2 separate regions of the Homo sapiens genome follow, and region 1 is linked to region 2. The links are chromatin loops, found by intact Hi-C in ENCODE. Cell type or tissue: K562. All regions are shown on one strand. Each heading gives the region's core, and the rest is flanking DNA. Links, peaks and the distances in the headings are about the cores only.

Region 1 (8,342 bases), core at 212-8,211, 120 kb after region 2:
CGTACTCTGGTAGCCATGTTAACCCCATCAGAGATTCCTTCTCAAGCCATGTCTCAGAGCTGAGAGGCATCCCAGCAAGTTTTGCAGCTCACAGTTTTTTCCGTAAATTACTTATTCTATAAAATTGGAGTAGGCCATAAACTTTGGAGGGCCCTAGACCAATTTTTTGGATTATTTTTCGTCTTCTATCATTCCGCTGATCTTAGATATTCTCTGCATTAAATATTAAATATCACTTCTAGGCTGAAAAATCCCCCTAAAAATATTTCTAGCTCAGATTTTTCCTCCAAATTCTGCAATAGAAGATCACAATGTGAACTCTGCATCTCCATGTTAAAGTCTAATGGACATTCACACTTAGCATGTCTCAAAGAAATCTCATGTAAACCATGGCCATCCTGTTCTACCTTAACTTTCTGAGTCTATGGAATGATAATTTCACATCTCATAAACTTGACTGATGTAAGTGTCAAGAAAAGATTGACATTTTGTTAAAAGTTAGTAGTGAAGTGTGTAACGCTTAAGCAAACTTTCATATTTCAAATCTCTTTAGCAAGTGTAACTCTTTTTTCAAGATGTGAAATAATCATTAGGTCAGTCATTTGTAAATAGTACATCTGCTATGGACTTTTTCCAGTTCTTCACCATCCATTTTTATAAAACTCTTATTGTTAAAAAAAAAGTTACTCAGAATTTCATAAAGCCAAACACCTGATTTCAGGAACACTTGAGATGTAAGAAAATTTTATAGGGACCTCCAATCACTAATTTTCCTATTTTTTCTCTCAAAGAAATGCTGAAGGGAGGAATTCAGGTTGAATGAAAGGAAATAGTAACTTACAGCCATATAGAGTTATAAAGACTTCTTGTAAATGTGAACATATGGTAAAATATAAAAACATGTATTTTTGAAATTTTGGATTCTACTCATTATTTTACTTCAATTTAAGATATAAATGTATAGAAATAAGTATAATTCTAAGCTAATACGTATGCAATGTAGGAAGCTGTAATTACTGACCAAAACTATGTGAAGTGGAGAAAACCTGGGGAAGTGGATGGTTTTAGATGAAACTGAAGTTAAATTCATATTGATTTAAAGTAAATTGTTATAACTTTATAAAGTTTTTCATCATCACCACAGCAATCACAAAGAGAATAATTATGAATATACGCAAGAGGAAATGAGAAGGGAATCCAAATGTCATTAAAAAAAAATCACGCCACCTCACAAAATGGTAACAGTGGATATAAAGGATAGAAAGCTATAAACCTGGTAGGAAAACATTGAAAATGGCACAAGTGACTCCTTCCCTGTCACCAATGACAGTCATGTGTTGCATAATGCCTGGGCTATCTTCTGAGAATGGCTTTGTTAGGCAACTGTGTCATGGTGGGGACATGATAGCATTAGAGAGAATTCTCTCAAACACTGTCATGGCCTTATCAACTATGCTTCTGTAATATTCTGAATCCTTCGCTGCCTTTCCAACAGTGTTTACAACGGTTTCCTAAGAAATGAAATCCATTTCACCAAACCACTTTTCTTGCTCATCCATAAGAAACACTTCTCCTTTGTTAAAATTACATCATGAGATTGCAAGCATTCAGTAACTTGCAAGCTCCAATTTGAATTCTAGTTGTCTTGCTATTTCCACCACATCTGCAATTACTTTCTCCACTGAAATCTTGCATTCCTCCAAGTCATCCAGGAGGGTTGAATTCACTTCTTTCAAACTCCTGTTCAAGTAAATGTTTTGCCCTCCTGTCACGAATCATGAATGTTTTTAATGGCATCTAGAATAGTAAATCTTTTTCAGAAGATTTTCAATTTTCTTTTCCCAGGTTCTTCAGACAAGTCACCATGGTAGCTGTAGACTTATGAAATGTATTTCCTGAACCATAAAACAAGAACATCAAAATTACTCTATGATCCATGGGAAACAGAATGCATGTTGTGTTAGCAGGCATGGAAAGAACAGTAATCTCTTTCAACCTCTGTAAGAGAGTTCTTGGTTGATTAGGTACCTTGTCGATAGGCAGTTCTAATTTCAAAGAACTTTTTCTTTTGCTGAGCAGTAAGTCTTAACAGTGGGCTTAAAATATTCAGTAAACCATTATTTAAGGAGATGTGGCTTAAATATCTAGGCTTTCTTGCTTTATTTATAGAACACTTACAGAGTAGATATAGATTAAATCTTAAGGACCCTAGGATTGTTAGAATAGTAAATGAACATCATATGTTGTAATATAGTTAGCCAGGGAGGGGAAAGATCTCTACAAGAAATAATTTTAAAAACTACTCAAAGAAATCAGAGATATCACAAAATGACAAAACAAGTACAGGGGCAGCAAAAGGTAACAGATGTCAACTATGAGATCTCATCAAGAACTAAGAAAATGGAGAAAAGTACCAGATGGCAGATGGGAGGCAGTGTGAGCATGCCTCTCCCACTTGGAGATTAGTGTGTAGAGATTTACATTGTGAATTTCTTTTCAAGAACCAATGCAGAGACTTAACAGATATATGAAAAAATTTCACATACACTCTGAAGAAGTCTCAGGCACAATCCTACTCCATGAAATAAGAAAAAACCATCACATCCCCAGATTCTGAGGGGAGAGAGTTCACTCCAGAGCATACATCCCCACTGGGGATCTGGAAATTCAGGCCACAAGAGAAGGCTTTGATCCTGTGCGGACAAGTGCCTTGAGCAGAATCCACAGGGGAGAGCTGGAAGTGCATGGCAGATATGAGCACAGAAGCTGGGTGTCCAGCCTTGTGGGCAGACCGGGAGGGATGTGGCCTGAAAGCCATGGTTATTATCTCAGCGTGTAAGCTGATGATCTGAGGCTGGTCAGAGTTCTGTGCGCAGACTGCCTGGATGTAAACCTGGCACTGTTAGCAGAGCACTGCATGAATGAAAGGAATGAAAATAGCCTTGCCAACTGCATAGGTGCTGGGTGAGGCTCACTGTGGGGGGCGCACGGCAAGCTATTCAACATTACGTACAGGCATTTGAGGTCGGGGCATGGAAAAATACTGAGGCAGTGTGTGTATGTTATTTGTGCTGAGAATGAAACTCCTTGACCTTGAAAACAGGACAGGGAGTGGTGTGTGTGCTGTGATAAGGAATGCTGAAAACGGTCTCCTGAGAATGCGGTTTGAGTGCTTTTACAAGGCCACAGGTGTCTCACGACCTGACCTCATAAAGCCATCTAGTGGATGTTTGTGGCTTAACAAGCCCCTTCAATAAGTACTTGGCGGAGGGATGCTGGGGGGACCTTCTTAGAAGAGCTGCGCCCCACCCCCCTCCCTGGACAGCCCAGCTACAATTGTCTGAGAACTCACTGCAAGCTGTAAGCGGCCCACTACTTCCCACTCCCTTTTTTGAACTCTTCTGTGCAGCAGAGGCAATTAAACTCTCCTCTGGAACATTACCCCAGCAGCCTGAGAACCACCCCTTGGCGCTCACAGGGGCTGCAGCCTGCCTTATCCAAGGACAGTTAGAGTGCAGACCCACCTAACCCTGGACCCACTGGTGGTACCCATCCACCCATCCTGGTAGCTTAACACAAAGATACACTTTTAGGAGCTTCATAGCCCCTCTTCCCCCATTGCCTGAGAAACCACTTTCCCTGGGCAACTTAGGGCAAGCTCAAATCCCACTGCTACCACCACAGCTGGTGCTCTTTTGCAAGTGCCACCTCCTAGCTGGAGACCAACCAGCACAGTCCACACAGCACCTCAAGGAAGAATAAATAGAACTGTTCCCAGGAAGGAGAAAATGCCTGCATGAGCTCAGCTGTTACCACTGCGTACCACACCCTGACCAGTCAGAGGTCTTGAGTCGGTCCGCATGACAAGTTCACCGCTCGCATAACCAGCATTCAAGAAAGCCAGCACACTAAGCCTATCTACAGCCAGGGAGTCTCAGAGTCTACGTCACTCCCCTGCCACCTCAATCAGAGCTGGTGCTGGTATCCACTGCTGGGAGACTTGTGCTGAGGTGAAGCCTGGGCTGGATGGCTGGAGGATGAAGAACTGCACGGAGGAGATGGAGGCACCCAGACAGATGCCCCATGGACATCCTGAAGCAGAGCTGCCTCACTGCCCTGCACACACATGAGAGCGCAGCCAGGAACAGAAGGACTGGGCAACATTCAGGCGGAGCCCAGGCCAATTTTCTAAACATGGAATATGAGTTAAATAAATGGCTTCGTATTAAAGCCTGTATGTTAAGAGGGTTTGCTTTATATCCCAAAGTATTAGTATAATCATGATCTCCTATGCATAAAAACAGGACAAACAACCCAATAAAAGAGTCAGAGAGTTAACAAGCGCTTCACAAAGATAAAACTCTAAGAGAATAAATATAAGAAGTATATACTATGTGAGTATATATGGAAAAGAAAGAAATTCACAATGATTTGGAGACTAAAGAACACCTAATTAAACTCCTTGTTTATGAAAATGAAGAAAAGGAGATGTCCCTGGCAGAGGGATACAAGGTAAATTGTCAACTCAATGCTGAAACCCAAATCTCTTGTTTGGGTCCCATCCTAATTCTCTCCACCCATGCTGTCTTTCCTGTGGTAAAGTGGAAAACCCTTATGATGAACACAAAGCATTTGTGCATAGAATATGCCAGGGAAAAGGAGATGGCCCAAGGGTGTCCTCAGAACCTTACAAGAAGCACATGTTTGAAGGACACTATGCAGGAGCCCTGAGGCCCACAGCCCCGCTCCTCACCTGCACGTTCTCTCTGATACGCTGCTCATTGTAGCTCTTGGCCAGGACCAAGAAAGGAGAGGAGGCTGATGGCATTCACCTGGAGAGTGCTTCTCCTGTGGGGGTGCAATCATCATGAATTGTTCCAGGAAGGCTCTCTATAGGTGCATCCACTCTGCGCTCCTGTGGGATAAGCCCCAGCTGTGTCTACAGTGGTGCACCAGCGGGGAACAAGGACTGCTTCTCCAGGACCTTTCTCAGTCACAGAAGCTGCCTGCCTGTTGGGGCAGAGGGGCAGGCTTTTCCTACTGCACCCAGCTCTGCAGTTGTTTGTCTGCTGCAAGAAATTTCCCAACAGTGGAAAGACCTGGGATTCAAGGGCTGCCATTCAGGTTTTTCTGTCCCACTGGTGTTCCCTTATGTGGTACTCTTTTCCCTACCCTCAAAATGGGACTTCGAGAGAGCTGGACTACAGTGATTGCTACTGCTCTTCTGGGCCTAGCCGCCCAGTGGGCTCCCAGACTCCAGGCTGGTGCTGGATTTGTTTGCAAAGGATCCAGTGATGTGACCTGTCGTCAAGTCTCCCAGCAGTGGACACCAGCACCAGCTCTGATTGAGGTAGCGGGGAGCAACGTAGACTCGGAGATGCCTTGGATGTAGGTAGGCTCAGTGTGCTGGCTTTCTTGAACACTGGTTATGTGAGCGGTGAACTTGTCATGCGGACCGACTCAAGACCTCTGATTGGCCAGGATGTGATACGCAGTGGTAATAGCTGAGCTCATGCAGGCATTTTCTCCTTCCTGGGAACAGTTCTATGTATTCCTTGAGGTGCTGTGTGGACTGTGCTGGTTGGTCTCCAGCTAGGAGGTGGCACTTGCAAAAGAGCACCAGCTGTGGTGGTAGCAGTGGGATTTGAGCTTGCCCTAAGTTGCCCAGGGAAAGTGGTTTCTCAGGCAATGGGGAAAGGGGGGGTATGAAGCTCCTAAAAGTGTATCTTTGTGTTAAGCTACCAGGATGGGTGGATGGGTACCACCAGTGGGTCTAGGGTTAGGTGGGTCTGCACTCTAACTGTCCTTGGATGAGGCAGGCTGCAGCCCCTGTGAGGGCTAAGGGGTGGTTCTCAGGCTGCTGGGGTAATGTTCCAGAGGAGAGTTTAACTGCCTCTGCTGCACAGAAGAGTTCACAAAGGGAGTGGGAAGTAATGGGTGGCAGCGAGCTTCACCCAGCACGCATGGAGTTGGCAAGGCAGTTTTCATTCCTTTCATTCCTGTAATGCTCTGCTAACAGTGCCAGGTTTACATCCAAGCAATCTGTGCACAGAACTCAGACAAGCTCCAGGTCATCAGCTTTCCCACAGAGAGAATAACCATGGCTTTCAGGCCACGTCCTTCCTGGTCTGCCCACAAGGCTGGACACCCAGCTTCTGCGCTCATGTCTGCAATGCACTTCCAGCTCTCCCCTGTGGGTTCTGCTCAAGGGCACGTGTCCTCACTTGAGATTATATCACAAAATTCAGTTGGGAGCTTCTTTTACCCTGTGATCCCTCTCTGAGCTCATTAGCTGACTTCGCCAAGGGTCCCTGTGACATGTAGTCAGGAATGGCTTCCCTGAGTTCACACTCCTGCTGCTTCTATTTGTATATTTCACTGGCTCACTAAATCCATTCCCACTCTGCATAGGATCAAAGCCTTATCTTGTGGCCTGAATTTCCAGATTCCCAGTGGGGATGTGTGCTCTGGAGTGGACTATCTCCCCTCACAATGTGGGGCTGTGACGTTTTTTGCTTGTTTCATGGAGTAGGCTGGTGCCCGCTTCTTCTTCAAAGTGTATGTGGATTTTTATTCTTTTTTTGGTTTTTGTGTTAAGTTCCTGCATCAGTTCTTGAAAAAAAATTCACAATGTAAATCTCTACATACTAATCTGTCCTTCAAAGTGGGAGAGGCATGCTAACACCGCCTCCCATCTGCTATGTGGTACTTTTGTCCATTTTCTTAGTTCTTGATGAGATCTCATAGTTGGCATCTGTTACCTTTTGCTGCCCCTGTACTTGTTTTGTCAATTGTGTTATCTCTGATTTCTTTGAGTAGTTTTTAAATTTTTCTTGTAGAGATCTTTCCCCTCCCTGGCTATCTATATTCCTAAGTATGATGTTCATTTACTATTCCAACAATCCTAGGGCCCTTAAGATTTAAGCTACATCTACAATGCAAGTGTTCTATAAATAAAGCAAGAAATCCTAGATATTTAAGTCACATCTCCTTAAATAATGGTTTACTGAATATTTTAAGACCACTGTTAAGAAGTCCTGCTCAGCAAAAGAAAAACAATTTTTTGAAAATAGGACTATGCCGGGACCAGCTCGGTCGGGGAGATGCTAACCCAGCGGCGCTAGAGGAATTAAAGACACACACACAGAAATATAGAGGTGTGAAGTGGGAAATTAGGGGTCTCACAGCCTTCAGAGCCGAGAGCCCTGAACAGAGATTTACCGACATATTTATTAACAGCAAGCCAGTCATTAGCATTGTTTCTACAGATATTAAATTAACTAAAAGTATCCTTATGGGAAATGAAGGGATGGGCCGAATTAAAGGAATAGGTTGGGCTAGTTAACTGCAGTAGGAGCATGTCCTTAAGGCACAGATCACTCATGCTATTGTTTGTGGCTTAAGAATGCCTTTAAGCAGTTTTCTGCCCTGAGTGGACCAGGTGTTCCTTGCCCTCATTCCCCTAAACCCACGACCCTCCAGTGTGGGCGTTATGGCCATCATGAACATGTCACAGTGCTGCAGAGATTTTGTTTATGGCAAGTTTTGGGGCCAGTTTATGGCCAGATTTTGGGGGGCTTTTTCCCAACAGGACTGCCTTTTGGCAATGTACCTAATCTGATAGCTTTCTTATAGAGAGGCTGAAACAGATTACTGCTGTTTCCGTGCCTGCTAATACAACGTGCATTCTGTTTCCCATGGGTCATAGAGTAATTTTGATGTTCTTGTTTTATGGTTCAGGAAATACATTTCATAAATATATGGCTACCATAGTGATTGGTCTGAAGAATCTGTGAAAAGAAAATTGAAAATCTTCTGAAAAAGATTTACTATTCTAGATGCCATTAAAACCATTCATGATTCGTGACAGGAGGGCAAAACATTTACTTGAACAGGAGTTTGAAAGAAGTGAATTCAACCCTCCTGGATGACTTGGAGGAATGCAAGATTTCAGTGGAGAAAGTAATTGCAGATGTGGTGGAAATAGCAAGACAACTAGAATTCAAATTGGAGCTTGCAAGTTACTGAATGCTTGCAGTCTCATGATGTAATTTTAACAAAGGAGAAGTGTTTCTTATGGATGAGCAAGAAAAGTGGTTTGGTGAAATGGATTTCATTTCTTAGGAAACCGTTGTAAACACTGTTGGAAAGGCAGCGAAGGATTCAGAATATTACAGAAGCATAGTTGATAAGGCCATGACAGTGTTTGAGAGAATTCTCTCTAATGCTATCATGTCCCCACCATGACACAGTTGCCTAACAAAGCCATTCTCAGAAGATAGCCCAGGCATTATGCAACACATGACTGTCATTGGTGACAGGGAAGGAGTCACTTGTGCCAT
Region 2 (8,342 bases), core at 170-8,169:
AATGTAAAAGAACAGAAATTATAACAAACTGTCTCTCAGACCATAGTGCAATCAAACTAGAACTCAGGATTAAGAAAGTCACTCAAAACCACTCAACTACATGGAAACTGAACAACCTGCTCCTGAATGACTACTGGGTACATAACAAAATGAAGGCAGAAATAAAGATGTTCTTTGAAACCAACGAGAACAAAAACACAACATACCAGAATCTCTGGGACACATTTAAAGCAATGTGTAGAGGGAAATTTATAGCACTAAATGCCCACAAGAGAAAGCAGGAAAGATCTAAAATTGACACCCTAACATCACAATTAAAAGAACTAGAGAAGCAAGAGCAAACACATTCAAAAGCTAGCAGAAGGCAAGAAATAACTAAGATCAGAGCAGAACTGAAGGAGATAGAGTCACAAAAAACCCTTCAAAAAATCAATGAATCCAGGAGCTGGTTTTTTGAAAAGATCAACAAAATTGATAGACCACTAGCAAGACTAATAAAGAAGAAAAGAAAGAAGAATCAAATAGATGCAATAAAAAATGATAAAGGGGATATCACCACCGATCCCACAGAAATACAAACTACCATCAGAGAATACTGTAAACACCTCTATGCAAACAAATTAGAAAATCTAGAAGAAATGGATAAATTCCTCGACACATAAACCCTCCCAAGACTAAACCAGGAAGAAGTTGAATCTCTGAATATACCAATAACAGGCTCTGAAATTGAGGCAATAATTAATAGCTTACCAACCAAAAAAAGCCCAGGACCAGACGGATTCACAGCTGAATTCTACCAGAGGTACAAGGAGGAACTGGTACCATTCCTTCTGAAACTATTCCAATCAATAGAAAAAGAGGGAATACTCCCTAACTCATTTTATGAGGCCAGCATCATCCTGATACCAAAGCCTGGCAGAGACACAACAAAAAAAGAGAATTTTAGACCAATATCCCTGATGAAATTGACGCAAAAATCCTCAATAAAATACTGGCAAACCGAATCCAGCAGCACATCAAAAAGCTTATCCACCATGATCAAGTGGGCTTCATCCCTGGGATGCAAGGCTGGTTCAACATATGCAAATCAATAAACGTAATCCAGCATATAAACAGAATCGAAGACAAAAACCACATGATTATCTCAATAGATGCAGAAAAGGCCTTTGACAAAATTCAACAGCCCTTCATGCTAAAAACTCTCAATAAATTAGGTATTGATGGGACATATCTCAAAATAATAAGAGCTATTTATGACAAACCCACAGCCAGTATCGTACTGAATGGGCAAAAACTGGAAGCATTCCCTTTGAAAACTGGCACAAGGCAGGGATGCCCTCTCTCACCACTCCTATTCAACAGTGTTGGAAGTTCTGGCCAGGGCAATCAGGCAGGAGAAAGAAATAGAAGGTATTCAATTAGGAAAAGAGGAAGTCAAATTGTCCCTGTTTGCAGATGACATGATTGTATATCTAGAAAACCCCATCGTCTCAGCCCAAAATCTCCTTAAGCTGATAAGCAACTTCAGCAAAGTCTCAGGATACAAAATCAATGTGCAAAAATCACAAGCATTCTTATACACCAATAACAGAGTAAGTGAATTATAGTGTGTTCACGTTGAGTCCCTTGTGTGGGCCAGTCTTCCAACAAGGCTATCCTTCTTGTAATAACTTCCTTTCTTTTTGCAGAGATACAGTAATAAGTTCATGAGTGAAAAATGAAATATTCCTACATATCTATGTACCAAAATCCCAATTTGAATAAAGAGTTAACTATGAGTAAAACTACAGAAAAATTAGAAAGGAATATAGATGAATATTTGTTATTTGGCCTAAAAGTAAAGGAAGGAACGATGGGGTGTAAAAAGGGTGAATAAAGTTACTCTCTAACACATTAAAAACAGATATGTCCAAACTTCACATTAAACAAATTAAAAGTCAAATAACCATACTGCAAGAAAAACACTTCTATCTCATTTAAAAGACAAAACAAAAATAATACGTAAAACAGATCTTTTAAATCATTAAGAAAATGAAAAATTTAAAAAGATGGTATTGGAGTGATACTAGTAACTAACAATTATTGATTATAGTTAGTACCCTGTACTCTATATTTATTCCTCAGAATAATCCTTTGCACTGGGTACTGTTGATACCAATAACAAATTTTAGAAGACAGGTAGAAGTCAAGTAATTTGTCAAAGATTATAATAGATAGTAAACATTGAAGCTAGCATTTGAACCTGGGCCATAAAGTAAATGAACAGGTAATTTTCAGAAGAAGAAAATTCCAAAAGCCAGTAAGCAAATTAATGATAATTGAAATAAAAGTGAATCTGACAATGAATTTCCCTTTTCCCCACTCAAACTAGCAAAAGTAAAACATTGACAAGTGAAGAAAAAGAAAATCCCTCAATACATATTAAGTTTGTGGAAAAATAGCCCTTTCAGTGACTTTTGGTAGGACTATAAATTTATATAGGTCTCCTAGAGATAATCGGTATTAAGTTTCAAAATCTTTAAAAATGTGCATAATTATAAATTGGTAGGACTTGAGCCTTTAATTACTGAAGCTTAACAAAAAGAGTCCACCCCAACCCAACCGTTGCCACCACATGCTCAAGTTAGAGAGTTATGTTGCTAAAGAAAAATTGTATTCATCATTATTCATTTGGAATTCTGGGGGAAAATTTAAATTTTATGTTGAAAACAATTTCTAGAAAGGATTGTTTTCCCCTAGGGTTCTTTTGGTCAATCTCCTTCTCTCTCAAACTTACTGAATTCTTACTGTTTTGTAACTAGCAGTACCAAATCCCAGGACAGACGTGAAGTTTCTGTCATTCAGTTTCAGAGAACAGCATGTATATTGGGCCATTGTTTTTCACTGTCCAGGCTAAATAGGTCTGATTATATTTCAGCAAAGTGATCCTCTTTATCATTTCCACTTCCTCCTTCCTGTGCTCTGAGACAGATTTTATGTTTGAATTACATAATAAAAGGTAGGAGGGGTTAAATCTAGAGCCACATCCACATTCTTTTGACGGTGGACTAGAAAAGAATCCAAAGAGAGGACGCGTAGCACTGGAACCAGTTTTCTGGTTTTCTTTTAAATTAAACTGCATTTTGAGATGATTATAGATACACAGGAAGTTGCAAAAAATAATTCAGAGTCTGCCCTTTATTCAGATTCCCTGAATATTACCATCTTGCAAACCTATATAGTAAGTTATCACAAATGTAGCTGCCCAAGGGGTTCACCTTGCTTGCTGCCTAGGCAGAGCCAATTCATCAAGACAGGGAAATTGCAATAGAGAATGAGTAATTCACGCAGAGCCAGCTGTGCAGGAGACCGGTGTTTTATTATTACTCAAATCAGTCTCTCGGAGCATTCAGGGAGCAGAGTTTTGTTTTTGTTTTTGTTTTTTTTTTTTTTTGAGATGGAGTCTCGCTGTCGCCCAGGCTGGAGTGCAGTGGCGCCATCTCGGCTCACTGCAGGCTCCGGGAGCAGAGATTTTAAGGATAACTTGGCGGGTGGGGGGAAGCCAGTGAGCCAGGAGTGCTGAGTAGTTAGAGATGAAATCACAGGGAGTCAAAGCTGCCTTCTTGTGCTCGGTCATTTCCTGGGTGGGGGCCACAATATCAGATGAGTCAGTTTACTGATCTGAGTGGGGCCGGCTGATCCATCAAGTGCAGGATCTGCAAAATACCCAGGCACTTAGGAGCAGTTTACGGAGGGTCAGAATCTTGTAGCCTCCAGCTGCATGACTCCTCAACCATAATTTCTAATCTTGTGGCTAATGTTAATCCTACAAAGGCAAATCTAGTCCCCAGGCAAGAAGGAGGTCTGCTGTGGGAAAGGGCTGTTACCATCTTTGTTTAAACTATAAACTAAGTTACTCCCAAAGTTAGTTCAACCTACCATCAGGAATGAACAAGGACAACTTGGAGGTTAGAAGCAAGATGGAGTCAGTTAAGTTAGATCTCTTTCACTGTCTCAGTCATAATTTTGCAAAGGTGGATTCACAACCAAGATACTGATATTGATATTGTCTTAGACTTCTCCAGTTTTGGTTGCATTCCTTGGTGTCTGTGTGTGTGTTCACTGTTGTACAATTTTTCACACATTCACGTTTCCATCTCCACAGTCAAGGTACAAAACATTTCCGTCACCATGAGGGCCCTCCCTGTCACCATTTTCTAATTGCATTCAGCTGTCTTCTGCCTCTGCTGCCTCCTTAACCCCTGGCAACTAGTATGTTCTTCATTCCTATAATTTTGTTATTTTACAAATTCAGTATAAGTGGAATTACACACTATGTAACTTTTTTGGACTGGCATTCCTCTGTCACCACAATTACCTTGCCATTCAGCCAAGGTGTTGGATGTGCCAATAGTCAGTTTATTTTCATTGCTGAGTAGGATTGCATGGCAAAGATAACGCCATTCATCCGTTGAAGAACTTGACTAGTTTCTTTTTAACCCACAGTTCTAACATTGCTTTCAGCTCTGTGTAGCAGTGATAAGAACAGCGTTGGCCTTCCAGTGTTTTTCCTTCCTTTTCCAAGCCATGTGTTACTTGATGTGACTCATTGTCTGGGCTTTGTCAAAGCGAGAGGCAGCGTCCTCAGGGTCCGTCTTTCTTATCTTTGTAACGAAAACCTTGGAGCATTTCAAGTTTGCAGCTTTCCTATTTTGGTGACTCTTGAAACCTCACTGTGATATATATACTGCCCCCAGAGCAGGCACACTCTAATAATGGCTCCAGTTTTAAGATGGTGCAGCTTAGTAGGAGACTGGATCGTTGGGGGTTTGGGAAATAATGTGGGCTCTTTCTATGGAGTAATGCAGCTGTATAAACTCCAGGCAGCTTCCTAAACTGGGGTCAGGCCTGTAAATACTGTAAGATTCTCCACTATCAAAGACTACAGCAGTCTGTGGTGGCAATGCCAGCTTCTGGGTTCCTGTTGCTTACTTTTTTCCCACAGAGAGAAGTTCTTCCTGGTTCTGAGCTGATCCTGACTGGATGACAGAGTGGCAGAGGCAGCGTGTTTTATTCCTTTCTCTATATGGCCATCCTGAGTCTCTTTGCTCCACAGAGTTTCTCTCATCCATTATCTAAAGACTCTACAGCTCTCCTTTAGTTGCTCTGGTCAAAATGTAGTTGTTTCTTCATCGCTTTGGTCTGTTTTTGTGGGTGGGGAGAAGTGTAGGAACCTCTAGTCAGTTATCTTGCTGACATAAGCCCGTGGAATTTTCTATGTAGTCAATCACGTCACCTGCAAATGGAAACAGTTTTCTTTCTTGTGATATGTATGCCTTTTATCTACTTTTCTTGTCTTACTGTATTGGCTAAAACTTTTAGCACTGTGTTTAAAAAGAGTGCTGAGAGTGGACATCCTTGCTTTTTTCCCAGTCTTAGGGACAAAGAATTCAGCTTAGCTGTAGGTTATTGCAGATGTTCTTTATCAAGTTTAGAAAGTTATCCTGTAGTCCTATTTTCTGAAAGTTTTAATTATGGATGGATGTTAAATTTTGTCAAATGCTTTCACTGCATCAATTGATATGATCATGTGACTTTCTTCTTTAGTTTTTTAGTATGATGGATTATATTAACTGATTTTTGAACATTGAACCAGCCCTGTATCCTTGATATAAGCTATACTTGGTTTTTGTGTATAATTCTTTTTATATTTTTTTAAATTCTATTTGCTAATATTTTGTTGAGGATGTTCACATCTATATTTTTGAGAGATATTGTTCTTAGTTTTATTTCTTTCTTCCTTTCCGTTTTTGTCTCATTTTCATATTGGGGTAATGCTAGCTCTGTAAAATGAACTGGGAAGTGTTCCCTCCTCTTTTGTTTTCTGAAGCGATTGTATAGAATTGGTGTTAATTCTTCTATAAACATTTATAAGCAATCCCCAGTGAAATTGGACATGGAGACTTCTATTTGGGAGTTTTAAAATTATAAACTCAATTTAGTAATAGGGCTATTCAAATGATCTATTTTATGTTGGGTGAGTTGTGGTAGCTTGGGTATTTTTCAGGGGAATTGGTCCATTATATAACTTGTGAAGTGTATGTGTGGAGTTGTTTGTAGTACCCCATTACCATCCTGTTTATTTCTACAGGATCTATAGCATAATTCCCTGTTGCATTCCTTATGTTGGTAGTCTATATCTTCTCTCTTTTTTTATGTCAGTCTTGCTAGAAGCTTGCTTGAACTTTATCTTTTCAAACAACCAATTCTTTGCTTCATTTTTTTTCTCTGTTTTTTTCTTTTCAATTTCATTGATTTCAGCTCCTCTATTTATTATTTCCATAGTTCTGCTTGCTTTGGGTTATTTTGCTCTACCTTTTCTAGGTTCTTGAGATAAGAGCTTAGATAGTTGATTTAAGACTTTTCCCCTTTTTTCTATAAACCCTCCTCTTGGCACTACTTTAGCTGTGTTCTACACAATTTGATATGTTGCGTTTTTATTTTCATTCAGTTCAATGTACTTTTTTATTTCGCTCAAGACTTCCTGTTTTACCTGTGGATTATTTAGGAGTGTGTTGTTTAATTTCCAAGAGTTTGGTGACTTTCATGTTACTGTTCTGTTTTTGGTTTCTAATTTGATTCATTTTTCGTTGGATAACATACTCCGTATAATTTCAATTAATTTCTATTTGTTCAGGTTTTTATAATTTTGGTTATTTTCTATATGTTGTGGTTTGTTTTATGGCCAGAATATGGTCTGCTTGATTATGTGATTTGGGAATTTGAAAAGAATCTGTTTTGTGCTATTGTTAGGTAGAATGTTCTATAAATCCCAGTTAGATCCTGTTGGATGCAATTTGATTAATACATAGCATTTTTTGGTGTTTCTCTTTGTATAGCATTGGTTGCTATTGGTATTACATTACATACACACAATTATCACAGTGTATTGGTGTCATTATCTTATCACTTTGAAAGAAGTACAAAATCCTTACCTCCCTTCATGTTCCTTTACCCTCCCCCATTTATAATAGAATTTCATTACATATTTCTACCACATCCATTTAAAACCATATAAGACATTTAGTTTTTGTTTCAATTGCCAAACATCATTTAGAAAACTCAAGAGGGCAAGAACAATCTACTGCGTTTACCCATATTTTTGCTTGCATATTTGTTATTTTTTTCTTCCTGATGTTACAAGGTTCTATTTTTTTTCCATTTTCTTTCTGTTTAGAGAACTTACTTTAGCCGTTATTTTAGGTTAGGTCTTCTGGAAAAAAAATCTTTTATTTTACCTTCTGCAAATGCCTTGATGTCTCTTTTATTTTGAAAGATATTTTTGCTGGATACAAGATTCTGGATTGAAAATTATTTTCTTTCAGCATTTGAAAATTATTGTTACTTGCCTCCATGGTTGTTTGATGATAAACTCACAATTATTTGAATTCTTTTTTTTTTCTATAGGTTAGGTGACATTTTTCTCTTGCTTTTTCACAAGCTTTTCTTTTAGTTTTCATGCATTTAATTATGATGTGTCTTGGTGTGCATTTCTTTTGGTTTATATTGTTTGAAGATCACTTATCTTCTTACTCTGTAGGTTTATGTGTATTTCTAAATTTGAAAAGCTTTCAGCAATTAAAGTAGCCATTATTTCTCTAAGCACTTTTCCAGCCCACCCTTTGCTTCCTTTCTTTTCAGGATTTGATGGCATGAACGTTAAGTCTTTTGTTATAGTTCTACAAGTCCTTGAAGCTCTGTTCCTTTTCTTCTGTCTCTTTTCTCCCTGTTGCTCCTCTTGGATGATTTATATTGCTTTATCTTCCAGATCAATAATTATCTCCTCTATTTCTTATGTTATGCTATTGATTCCATTGATTAAAATTTTAATTTTGTGTATTGTGTTTTTCAGTTCTAAAATTTCCAAATCTGGTTATTCATTTATCTTCTATTTCTTTTCTAAAACTTTCTAATTTTTTATTGAAACTTTTTGTTTTTTCATTTGTTGCAAGTGTGTTTATAATTGTTTGTTGAAACATTTTTACAATGGTTGCTTTAAAATCTTGGTCAGATAATTATAATATCTTGATCATCTGGGTGTACCATCTGTTGCTTATCTTTATTTATTCAACTTGAGACCATCCTTGTTCTTGGTATGATAAGTAACTTTTAAAATTAAAACCTGGACATTTTGGGTGTTATATATTAAGTTTTACATTCATTTATAATATCTAATATATTTGTATAGTGTGGATAATTCACAGAAAAGAAAAAATGCTCAAGAACTACAAACAAGTAAAAAATGTAGATTTTGCAAATTTGAAGGTATACCAAATTATTAGCATTTTTTTGAGAGATTCACA

What was found. Hi-C counts contacts between places; a loop is a spot of excess contacts. Peaks named below come from ENCODE experiments on the same cell type or tissue, not always from the same donor. Only the 100,000 strongest peaks of a DNase experiment are listed, where the experiment ranks them.
Region 1: it touches region 2 in a loop (3-fold over the local background); 20 of 110 quality-filtered maps call a loop at or near these places.

The regions. Positions count from the first base shown.
Region 1 is chr10:4,979,054-4,987,395 of GRCh38, forward strand. AKR1C1 (aldo-keto reductase family 1 member C1) reads left to right here. Exons shown (of 9, transcript NM_001353.6): 9 at 1-4,230. Among named protein-coding and RNA genes, the nearest start is that of AKR1C1, 20 kb to the left of the region's middle. In K562, for the core only: a CTCF peak has its summit at 3,217 (motif pointing left); DNase peaks (open chromatin) are centred at 2,778 and 3,208; H3K4me3 peaks cover 206 bases.
Region 2 is chr10:4,863,228-4,871,569 of GRCh38, forward strand. It overlaps a transcript of AKR1E2 not described here. Among named protein-coding and RNA genes, the nearest start is that of AKR1E2, 41 kb to the left of the region's middle. RefSeq lists a cis regulatory region at 3,452-3,727 and enhancers at 4,410-4,704, 7,418-7,945. In K562, for the core only: no CTCF peak of the experiment used is centred there; DNase peaks (open chromatin) are centred at 3,614, 4,554 and 5,184; H3K4me3 peaks cover 165 bases.